Linked DNA regions of Homo sapiens: region 2 is linked to region 1. The links are chromatin loops, found by intact Hi-C in ENCODE. Cell type or tissue: Caco-2. All regions are shown on one strand. Each heading gives the region's core, and the rest is flanking DNA. Links, peaks and the distances in the headings are about the cores only.

Evidence for each region. A loop is a pair of places that touch in the nucleus more often than their neighbours do. Peaks named below come from ENCODE experiments on the same cell type or tissue, not always from the same donor. Only the 100,000 strongest peaks of a DNase experiment are listed, where the experiment ranks them.
Region 2: it touches region 1 in a loop (5-fold over the local background); 5 of 110 quality-filtered maps call a loop at or near these places.

Annotation. Positions count from the first base shown.
Region 1 is chr21:17,742,522-17,747,906 of GRCh38, forward strand. It overlaps LOC124900465 (a long non-coding RNA gene), which reads left to right and starts at 2,774. Exons shown (of 3, transcript XR_007067823.1): 1 at 2,774-2,847. In Caco-2, for the core only: no CTCF peak of the experiment used is centred there; a DNase peak (open chromatin) is centred at 2,760.
Region 2 is chr21:17,794,181-17,799,565 of GRCh38, forward strand. It overlaps C21orf91 (chromosome 21 open reading frame 91), which reads right to left. Exons shown (of 5, transcript NM_001100420.2): 3 at 2,402-2,938; 4 at 1,028-1,090. All of the region lies in intron 2 of LOC124900465 (a long non-coding RNA gene), which reads left to right. Among named protein-coding and RNA genes, the nearest start is that of C21orf91-OT1, 4.4 kb to the left of the region's middle. In Caco-2, for the core only: no CTCF peak of the experiment used is centred there; no DNase peak of the experiment used is centred there.

The DNA of each region.
Region 1 (5,385 bases), core at 136-5,135:
ACTTCTGTGCATATCAAAGAAAAACCAGAGTTAATGGTTAGAACAAACTATAAACTCAGTTTTTTAGTCCAGAGGTCAGCCAGTTGAGAGGATTTTTAGATGTTGAGCTTGAAGCATGTTCAGATGAAGTCAGAGAAGATAGTGGCAATCTAGTTTGCAGTTTACATCAGATATTCCAGGAAACTTTCTGTGCAGTCAATACATCAACAAGCATGAAGACTGTTCAGATATTTAGTTGCTATAGTGATTTCTCTTAAAATTTATATCAAGTTGTCTAGCTTCAGCTCGTGGGGCTTTAGGAAAAAGCAGTTTTAATTTCAGTGATTCCAAGTCAGACATATGGGGAAAAATGAGAAATATTAGGTATAGACTTGTAACTACAGGAGAGTTCAGGATTGAGTCCAAATTGTAGATAAACAATAAAAACTGAAAAGCAATAGATGAGGTTATAATCTAATAATAGCTGTACTATAGTTTTTTTCTGAAACATAATTTCTTTCTCTCTGGTTTCCCATTTTTACTAAGGATGAATCACAATACAACCAATTTATTTGTAAAACAAGTTTTACTCTTATTATACTTGGCCTGATGATTTGCATAAAGTGCAGCAAGAATAGTGATTGGTCATATAGGCTCCTTTAAATTGGCTTTGCTGAAACTTTTAAAATATGAAACCTCAAATTAGACTTTTAAAAGACCCTCTAGGTCAGCCAAGCTGATAATTTATTTGTGCCTGCAGATACCCGTATAAATTGGGTAAATTCTTCTCTTCTTGAGTTCCCAAAATAACTTGAGGTTCCTGGGCCGGTCAAGAAAGTGACATTCTTTACTTACCACAGGTCAGAAATTTTGTAAAGAAATTGCTTAGGCAAGGTAAGAGGCCAGTATTTTGAAGGGGTTTTTTATCAGTTCTATTAATTCACTTCAGTTCCTCAAAGCAGTCTGGTCATATGCCACTCCAGTCAAAGCCTTGGTAAAATAACCAGTGTTTCCAATTGTGTCCTGTTACAAAAGAAAACAGATTCTTATTGAATTTATGCAAATAACTATATTGCCTTAAATTAAGAATACTCACAAATCATTTCAAATTCTGGAGAAATCTGGTAGAGAGAAAGAAAAATGCTTTCATTTTGCTTGCAAAAGTATATTTTACCCAATTTGTTGTAAGTTATAAATAGCTTCAAAGAAAAAAAAGTTCTCTTTACCCTGGAAAACCAAACATTAATAGAATCAGCAATGTTTCTAACAAAAAAAGTCATTAAATTTATTTCAGACAATATGAATAATCATACCACAAAGTACCAAAAGGTATACCAGAGTCACTACACCAAGACCAGTCATATGCAAATGTTTTTCTTCCACTAATGAAAACTTTGCAGAGGAGACAAGTGGTCATTTTCATTGGCTGCCCAACCAGATTATACATAGAGAAAGGCTGGGAGTCTGACTGGTAGAAAAATTCTTATCTTTTTGCTGGCTTGTCAGGTTCTTGGGTTCTCATCTTTGTAGCTTCTAGAAGAGCAGAGCAGGTTTGATGATCCCGTTTGTAACACCAAACTACAGGAGCCAAGGCCGTTGGCCCCCTAAATTTTTGCTCGAAATCTCTGACGTGAGGCAGACTGATTAATAAAATAAAAATTTATTTATTTTTTAAGACAGTGTCTTGCTCTGTTGTCCAGGTTGGAGTGCAATGGCATGATCTTGGCTCACTGCAGCCTCAACCTCCTGGGCTTCAGTGATCCTCTCACCTCAGCCTCCCAAGTAGCTCAGGCCACAGGGACCATGCCTGACTAATTGTTTATATTTTTTCTAGATATGGGGTGTCCCTATGCTGCCCAGGCTAGTCTTGAACTTCTGGGCTCAAGGGATCCTCCTGCTTCGGCCTCCCAAAAGTGGTGGCAATACAGGTGTGACCCACTGTGCCCCGCTTCAAATTTACTTAATGGGTATAAATGAATCTTCAGAATGAAGAGCCAAAGATAGAGGAGAAATTGTCCATTTTTATGTTTAGATTTAACAGTTAGATAGCCATGTAGAAATGTGATTGGATGGCCAGGCGTGGTGGCTCACGCCTGTAATCCCAGAAATTTGGGAGGCCGAGGCGGGCGGATCACTTGAGGTCAGGAGTTCGGGGCCAGGCACTGTGGCTCATGCCTGTAATCCCAGCACTTTGGGAGGCCAAGGTGGGTGGATCACGAGGTCAGGGGATCAAGACCATCCTTGCTAACACGGTGAAACTCTGTCTCTACTAAAAATACAAAAAAAAAAAAATTAGCCGGGCGTGGCGGTGTGTACCTGCAGTAACAGCCGCTGGGGAGGCTGAGGCAGGAGAATGGTGTGAACCCGGGAGGTGGAGCTTGCAGTGAGCTGAGATCGCACCACTGCATTCCAGCCTGTGCGACAGAGTGAGACTCCGTCTCAAAGAAAAAAAAAAAAAAAAAAAAAAAGGAGTTCGGGACCAGGCTAGCCAAAATAGTGAAATCCCTACTAAAAATACAAAAATTAGCCGGGTGTGGTGGTGGGCACCTATAATCCCAGCTACTTGGGAGGCTGAGGCAGAAGGATTGCTTGAACCTGGGAGGTGGAGGTTGCAGTGAGCTGAGATTGTGCCACTGCACTCCAGCCTGGGTGACAGAGTGAGTTTGTCTCAAAAAAAAAAAAAAAAAAAAAAAGAAATGTGACTCGACAAAAAGGATAGAATCTAATGTAAATAGGCTGAGTGGGGAAACCCAGCCAGCCCCGTCTGTCTAGATTCTTCTCAGCCTGTCCGAGCACACATTCCTTTCTTCTGGATATGGGGCAGGATCCTTTCTGGAACGGGGATCTTATGACCTGTAGTCAAACAAGGTAGGTCGGATAATTTCTTTGTGGTCAGTTTTTACACAGAAAGGCAGAGGGAAAATTAGAATAATCGTTTGAGGCTTTGTAACTAACTCTGGGGAGAAGGGGTTCTGGTTTCTTTTTTTTTTTTTTTTTTTTGAGACGGAGTCTCGCTCTGTCACGCAGGCTGGAGTGCAGTGGCGTGATCTTGGCTCACTGCAAGCTCCGTCTCCCGGGTTCACGCCATTCTCCTGCCTCAGCCTCCTAAATAGCTGGGGCTACAGGTGCCCACCACCATACCCGGCTAATTATTTTGTATTTTTAGTAGAGACGGGGTTTCTCCGTGTTAGCCAGGATGGTCTCGATCTCCTGACCTCGTGATCTGCCCGCCTCGGCCTCCCAAAGTGCTGGGATTACAGGCGTGAGCCACCGCGCCTGGCCAGGGGTTCTGGTTTCTAAGACCCACCGTGGGGAAGAGGGATTCTAGTTTCTATGGCTAGTCTCCAGGGAAGATGGGACTGAGAGATAGTAGGGCAGAGAAAAACTTTTGCTTCTGAGGCTGCTGTTGAGGCCCTTATTTGGGGGTGTTGTATTCTGAGCCCTAACATTAATAAGAGAAAAGCCATACCAATTAAAGTTTTACATGACGTGGGAGCCTTCATAAGGAAATGAAGACCCGAAGAAACAAACCTGAAGCTTTTTACAGTAGGTTTGATCAAGAGTAGACAATCATGGAGAAATATGATAGGACAAAGATGGTTTAAACTAAATGTAATCAATGGAGGAAAACTTAGTAAAGTCTATTTGTTCAGATTCTTTTTTGTGTCTCTGTGTCTTCAGATATAAGGATGTTCCTTCCTGTGGGTATGGGGAGGGTGTTACGACCTGTTCCAGGGAAAAAGGGTAGGGCAAGATCAGAGTGACCTTTCTACTTCTGTGGTTTTCTTAAATTCCTTCAGCTTTGGGGTAACATGTGTTTAACCCCACCATGGGAAAGTGGACAACAGTATCAATGGCTTCTAATTCTTACAGTAAAAATGTCTCATAAATATTACATAAAATCTGGCTTTAAGGAAGGTAAAATTGGATTTATCCAACACTGTTACAGGGAAGCATTTCTAATGATTCAAGGGGACAGGAAACTGAACAAATGATATTGGCAATGTTGAATATGTGTCCAGGAGCTCACTGAGGAGGGAACTTGGCTTAGTCATCTCGGGGTCTTTAGGACCTAGAGCTTAGCCCTGACTTATAGCTTCATAAAGTGTTTACTGTTCCTTATAAGATCCTTTAAAATTCTTCCTTAGTGACCATGAGAAGGCAGTTTTTATCTTCCCAGAAACAGATTTGAATAATTTAAAACCAGTTGTAGCCACCGTGGGGTTGTAGAGTATCGAAGTTAACAGTTGAGGGGCTGAATTCAAGCTGCAGACAAATTAATTTTTTTGGTCTTTATCAGCTCAGATTGTAAAACATTAAATTTAGATTCCCTTGGAAGAGAAGTACACTCTCCAGTTTTAAACTTTCCCTGCACTCTCTTAAGGTTCAATAATTTGGATCCCTGGAACAAACTGATAGTAGGCAGATTCACAGAAGGAAAAGCATACAGTTCATTACTTGCAATTGAACAGAAGCCTCACAAAATATAAGAGTCAAAGAAAGACCAGATGACTAAAGTTGTTATGCCACACAGAAAGGAATTGAAGCTAGGGTGCCCTGGAGGGTGGTGGCAACAAGCTATGGGGGCAAGAGGAGGAACTGTACAGCGAGTAAAAGCTGTCTTATTATGCAGATCAAGTCTCTATGGCAGCAGCCCTCAGAAGAATAGATGATAGCCAGTGGTACAAGTTTCTCTGAAGGAGGTATCAGACTATTATTCTCTTTCTGTGAGTTAATCTTTCGTGGTTGCTATTTTTCTGGGGGAACTTCCCTGAGTCAGATAAGGCAAGATCAGAGAAAACCCTTACCTGCATTTGCTGCTTTCCAGGTGCTCTCAGTTTGAGTTTTAAAGCGGCATATTTGAGGGTATCATTTTCTGAGCTGCAACACAAGTGTTTCTTATTATATGACAATTGTTTTGCTAGCCTTATGCCTGAAGGCACTGGAGTTTGACCCTTTCTCAATACCTGAGAAACGAAGAAGCGCAGCTAGCTGAGTGAGCTGATGTAAAAAACCCAAAATCAGTGTTTTCAAGCTTGCATCGCTACATCAAGTGGCTTCCTAAACTAGGGGAAGATACTTGCATCTTCTTATTTGTTCAATTTGCCTCTCTGGTTTCCAGTTGCCCTATTAGCAGGCAATCTAGAACCTCCTTCTTAATGACCCGCTCCAGCCAGGTAGGTCCTATTTGCAAACACCAGATTTTCCAGGCACCGTTAGACACTGATGGCACCACTGGCTTACAAAATTCTTTTGGTGCACCTCCCAGGCTTAGGGATTATTTTCCAAACACAACTGCTGAGGCCAGATTCTGGGCCTGGCCTGTGTGTCTAGCATCAATTTCCCACTGTGCTCAAACCAGTGTTTCCCTCTCACCCAACAACAACTTCCTATACCTTTGTCTGG
Region 2 (5,385 bases), core at 173-5,172, 52 kb after region 1:
CTGTGTGGTTAAGCTTTGGAGTTTAAATCCTTGATCTGCTACTGATTGGATGCATGATCTCTGTAAGCAACTTAACATCTCTGAAGTACAATTTTCTCATCTAAAAGGAAATAAATTGAAAAGGAGACAACTGCGGAATCTGAACATTACTTGTTAGTGTTAGCATTATACTTGATGACGTTAAGGAATTATTAACTTTAAATGGTGTGATAATGAGACTGTGACTGTTTTTTAAAAAGTTATCTCTTTTAGAGGAAATCCTAAACTATTTATGGACAAAAAACAGTGTGTTAGCTAGGATTTGTTTGAAAATAATCCATGCTACTGGTAGTGCAATGGGAATGGATGCAAGTAGAGATACTGATTATTATGCCTTTGCTAACAGTTGAAGCTGGTGAAAATGGCTTAAAGGGTTCACTATACTAGTCTCACTACTTTTATATATGTTTGAAATTGTTTATAATTTAACAAAAAAGACTAATATCACATGCCTTAAAGAACTGTTTGGGAGGACTCCCACATAGTGCCTGGTGCAATAGTGGGTAGTCAATAAAATGTTAGTAAGAGGTGGTAGTTTCCATTTTCACTTAGAAAAGAAAAATGTGGCTGGGCGCAGTGGCTCACACCTGTAATGCCAGCTCTTTGGGAGGCTGAGGCAGGAGGACTGTTTGAGCCCAGGAGCTCGAGATCAGCCTGGGCAACATGATGAAACCCCCTCCCTATAAAAAATAGAAAATTAGCTGGGTGTAATGACAGTAAGTCCCAGCTACTCGGGAGGATCACCACTGCACTGCAGCTAGGGTGATGAAGCAAGATTCTGTCGCAAAAAAAAAAAAAAAAGGAAAAATGTATTTCCTCTGCAGTTGAAAGTTGTTTCTTTCTTATTCTTTTTGCTCTGGAAACTCTAACAGGTTTGAATATCTCATTTCCAAATTTAAATGTAGATAAAGCCAGTGGTGTCCTATCATAGATGATTTTCTATGTCAAAATTTGTCACACACAAAAAAGTACTGACAGTGATTCTTACCCTGGATTTGCTGTAGGAGCTTTGCATTCAGTTGCTCTACCTCACCAAGAGTCATCGAATTCACTGAAACATGAAAATGTATTCACTATTACCACAACAACCTAGGAAAACATGCTGCTTACATCACCAACACAATATCCTATTTTTAAAAATCAGCACTTAACTGCCAACACAACATTCAGCAGTACTCCAGTATTCAACCATTAACGCTCGTAAGTGTGGAGTAGAAGTTTTCAAACCCTGACCACAACCCATGGTAAGAAAATTTTATTTTTATTCTTTTTTGAGACAGGGTCTCACTTTGTCACCCAGGTGGCAGTGCAGTGGTGCGATCAATGGCTCACTGTTGCCTCAACCTCCTGGGCTCAAGTGATTCCTCCCACCTCAGCCTCCCTAGGAGCTGGAATCATAGGCGTGTGCCACCACACCTAATTTTTTTATTTTTTGTAGAGATGGGGTCTCCCTGTGTTGTCTAGGCTGGTCTTGAACTCCTGGGCTCCAGTGATCCTCCCACCTTGGCCTCCCAAAGTGCTGGGATTATAGGTGTGAGCCACTGTGCCTGGCCAGAAACATATTTTTTATCACTCCCAGTACATCACCACCCTCCAATGAAATAAAAGTTTCACCAAAAAATAGTAGTAGGTCCAATGAATTCTGGTATCTCCTATTCGGTTTCAGTTTTTAAAAAGTGTTAGTCACTACCCATTAAGCTTATTTTGATTAAGCATTAGATAGTTTATAACCTGCAGTTTGAAAAATAAATTTGTCTGTCTAGATGTAGAATCTTAAATAATTCACATTTAGAATCAAGAAGTTGTATAACAAGATAGCAGAGGTCCCTTCTGGCTCTGAAAACATGATTTCAAGACAATTAAAATCACCTCAGCTTCTGTAAATTTTTGTAGAAATAGATGTAGAGAGAATGAGTCACCCTTTCTAACTTTACAATAAGTGCACACATTACCTTTGGCCTTTAGTAAAATGTCACATTTTTGCTTCTGAAATGCCACCACCAGTCAATTAGTCTTACAGGGATCAGCAACATGACAATGTGTATTAGCCAACAGATGAAGCTGTACTTCTAAACTATACGAGTCCTAGATGTTCCAATTCACAGTTTGTTGATTCCATTTAGTGTAATCATTTTAAATGGCAAAACAAACATGGAAATTGCTTAACTTCAATGCTTAGAAGACAGAATCCCAGTGAATGAAAAATTTTAAGATGTCTCATTTTTGCTAAGGTGAACCTGTTAAATACAATGTTTCCCAAATCTATGATTCCACAGCAAAATTCTTGACCCATTACACATCTATACAAATGTACAAAAATCCCAAACCACCCAACTTTTACTTTTCTCCCCATTTTACTTACATTCCTCTCTGCTGTAATGTGGATGCTGGGTCTGGACATTAGCCTCTGGACTAGAGATTGTCTCTTCTTTTTTCTGTGCCTGGTTGTGACTATGAGGCCACAATACACTGTTACGACATAAAGTGGCACCTGAATCTTGTAACATAGAAAGTCCAAAGTCTGTATTTTCCCTCTGCTCCAAAATTCTTTGTGTACAGTTAGAGATGCCACCTGCACTTCCATCTATCCATTTTGCAGAATATTTTGGTACTTGGGAGTCAAACTGTGGGAGTAATTTTTCTTCTGGCTTATGCCTGAAATTAAACAGATGATGCTGGGGGTTTTTAGAACATTCAGAATCTGAATCCAGATCCTTATTTTGTGCATACTGCACAATCCAGTTTATCTTCTTACTCAAAATGGTTTTAACTTCTTCATAAGTACTTTTTGAAAGCTTAGATCGAGGACAACCCTGGTTTGCAATTAAATGGTATTTTTCAAAGCAGTCTTTATGGCCCCTTAATGATTTGGTGTGCAAGAGATCAGACTTTGGTACCCCTATGGAAAAAAAAGAGAAACAAAAGACTTGAGAAATTTTGTTTTCTATAAGTCACTTTAAGAACATACAAATCTTAGTAAAATCAGAGTCCCTGATAGTCTGTGAATTAGAGGAAAAATGCTAAAGAATATTAGTATTAATATACAATGTGGCCTAATAATTTCTGCTTCAATATTCAGTAATATTAAATTCTTATGGATAGCAAAATCTTTCTAAGAACTTAATTATTCAATTTTAATCCTAGTCTAGAGATGTTACTGCACGATATAAAAAAATACTACTGAACCCAGCAATTTACCTTTACAGATTCTTGGCCTTTACATTATAGTGCTTTCTTCATGAAACCTTCTGAAGTACACACTTGCAAAAATATCTATAATATTATGAGGTTCAATAACAGAAATACTGAACAAGTTTTCCTCCCTAAAACACAGTAAATCATGTTCTTAAATTATGTTTATTGAAAAAAAAAAAACCAGAACCAGAAAAATGCAAATAAAAGTCAAAAATTCAATAAACTATTTAGATTTATTTTTAAAGAAAATCAAAGCATCTAACATTTTTCACATTTCCATTTTATAGTTACTAAAACCTTATCAAGATAATTTTATTTTCTAGAAGAAATGCATTATACTCAATCATTTTCCATACAGCAGTAAATTCAATCTGCCAAGATCCAACAGCCAGTAATTCCTCAACTCACAAATGTTCATTATATACCATAAATAACAGAAATATTACTTTTATATCTCTCAACTTAGTAGAGTATAAGTATGCTACCTCAATTGTTTTTTAAAAATATAAAAATTATAAAAATATAAAACATTTTCAAATATCTAATACATTTCAAAATACAGAATATATTCACACATTTTTATAAGTTCAAGCCATGTTATTAAAGTTAAACAGCGCTACTTTTATGCTGAAGGTGAATTAGGAATGTGGACCTGAAAATTTATGTCTGCCAGAATTAACCAGTTTAAATCTGCTTAGCTTTTCAAATGGAGTAAGCGGAGAGCCACTCAGGAGCTAGTTTAAAAAAAAGTTTTAGCTGATTCATCAGAAAAAAATACATTTTGTAATTCCTCCTTTCCTTTAAAAATTGAACTCATAGTTATTTTATTTGAACTCCAAAGTCTGGCTAAAAGAAAGATAATGAAGCATTTGTACTTTAATGGTATGAAATAAAGTATTAGCATACTTGTGAATATTAATGTTTTTAAAAATATATATAGTATCAGCCAATGGTGGGACTTGATGAGACTGTCAAAACCAAGTGTTAAATTGGTTATCAGTTCCCTCAACAGTTACTGTAAGCTATGTGAACACACCTCTAAAACATTAATATTGTAAGCACATGTAAACAACTGCTCTCATGAGGTAAACTCAAATATCTGAGCCTTGTTTTTTCCAATGAGTACAAAAATTGCTGGAAACTTAAACAGAATTTAATATACATCTTATTTATCACTTTGCTCCTTGTACTGCAATTGTGAGCACGTATACATTTCTACCAGTTATTATCTGATTAGGTCAAATTTCCAGCAACATTAGAATATGTGAATTATAAATCTCAAAGCTTTATTTGATAATAGAGTATACATCTTTAAAAATGGGAAACTGACATAAAAAGGAAGCTCACGAGCTCTGCTTTATTAAGTTTTATTATTACGCATTTTAGATAATAAGACAAAACAGTAGTTATCACAAGTTATACACCAAAGGAAAAATGGTTCCATTCTGCTATCTGATTCCAATGCTTAGTTTTCTGGGAAACACTGGTATGCAGAGAGAACCTGAAGCTTGCCTATTACTAACTGAAACATTTATTAAAGAGCTCCCCTACCCTCTGCAAACTCTTTTAGGTCTTGTTGCCAACAGATGGTTAGCTAATCCCTCAAAACCGTAAATGGTCTCATTCTCAGTGCACTGCCTCAGCTCTATGTAGCAATGAAATTCTTTAGCATATAAAAAAGGTTGTGAACTAGGCTATGGAAAGTAATTAATATTTATTGTTATATTTTGTGGGTTTTTTAGTATTTATACAGAAACTCCGATAAAAAAGTACATTAAATAACTAATTTTCTGATGTACTCTAGAGCTTCAACAATAGGTCAATATAATAGATATCTATTTGAAGAATAATGAGGACTTGTAATGTTTATCTACTGTTTCTTCTTAATGATTCATATAATATAATTTCCACTTAGATGTACCTATTGGCTCCTCGAACTCACCTTACTGAACACTTAACTCCTTTATCTCTCTCACCACACAACTCCAAAACTGATCCCCTTACTGAATCTGGCATCACCAACTAACTGCTCAAGGAAGAAACCTGGGTGTCCTCCTTGAAAGCTCTTCACTCCCCGCAATCCCAGAGGTTTTGCTGACCGTCTTAACAGATTTCTCCCCCATAAAATCTAGCACCTACAACATCTGAAAT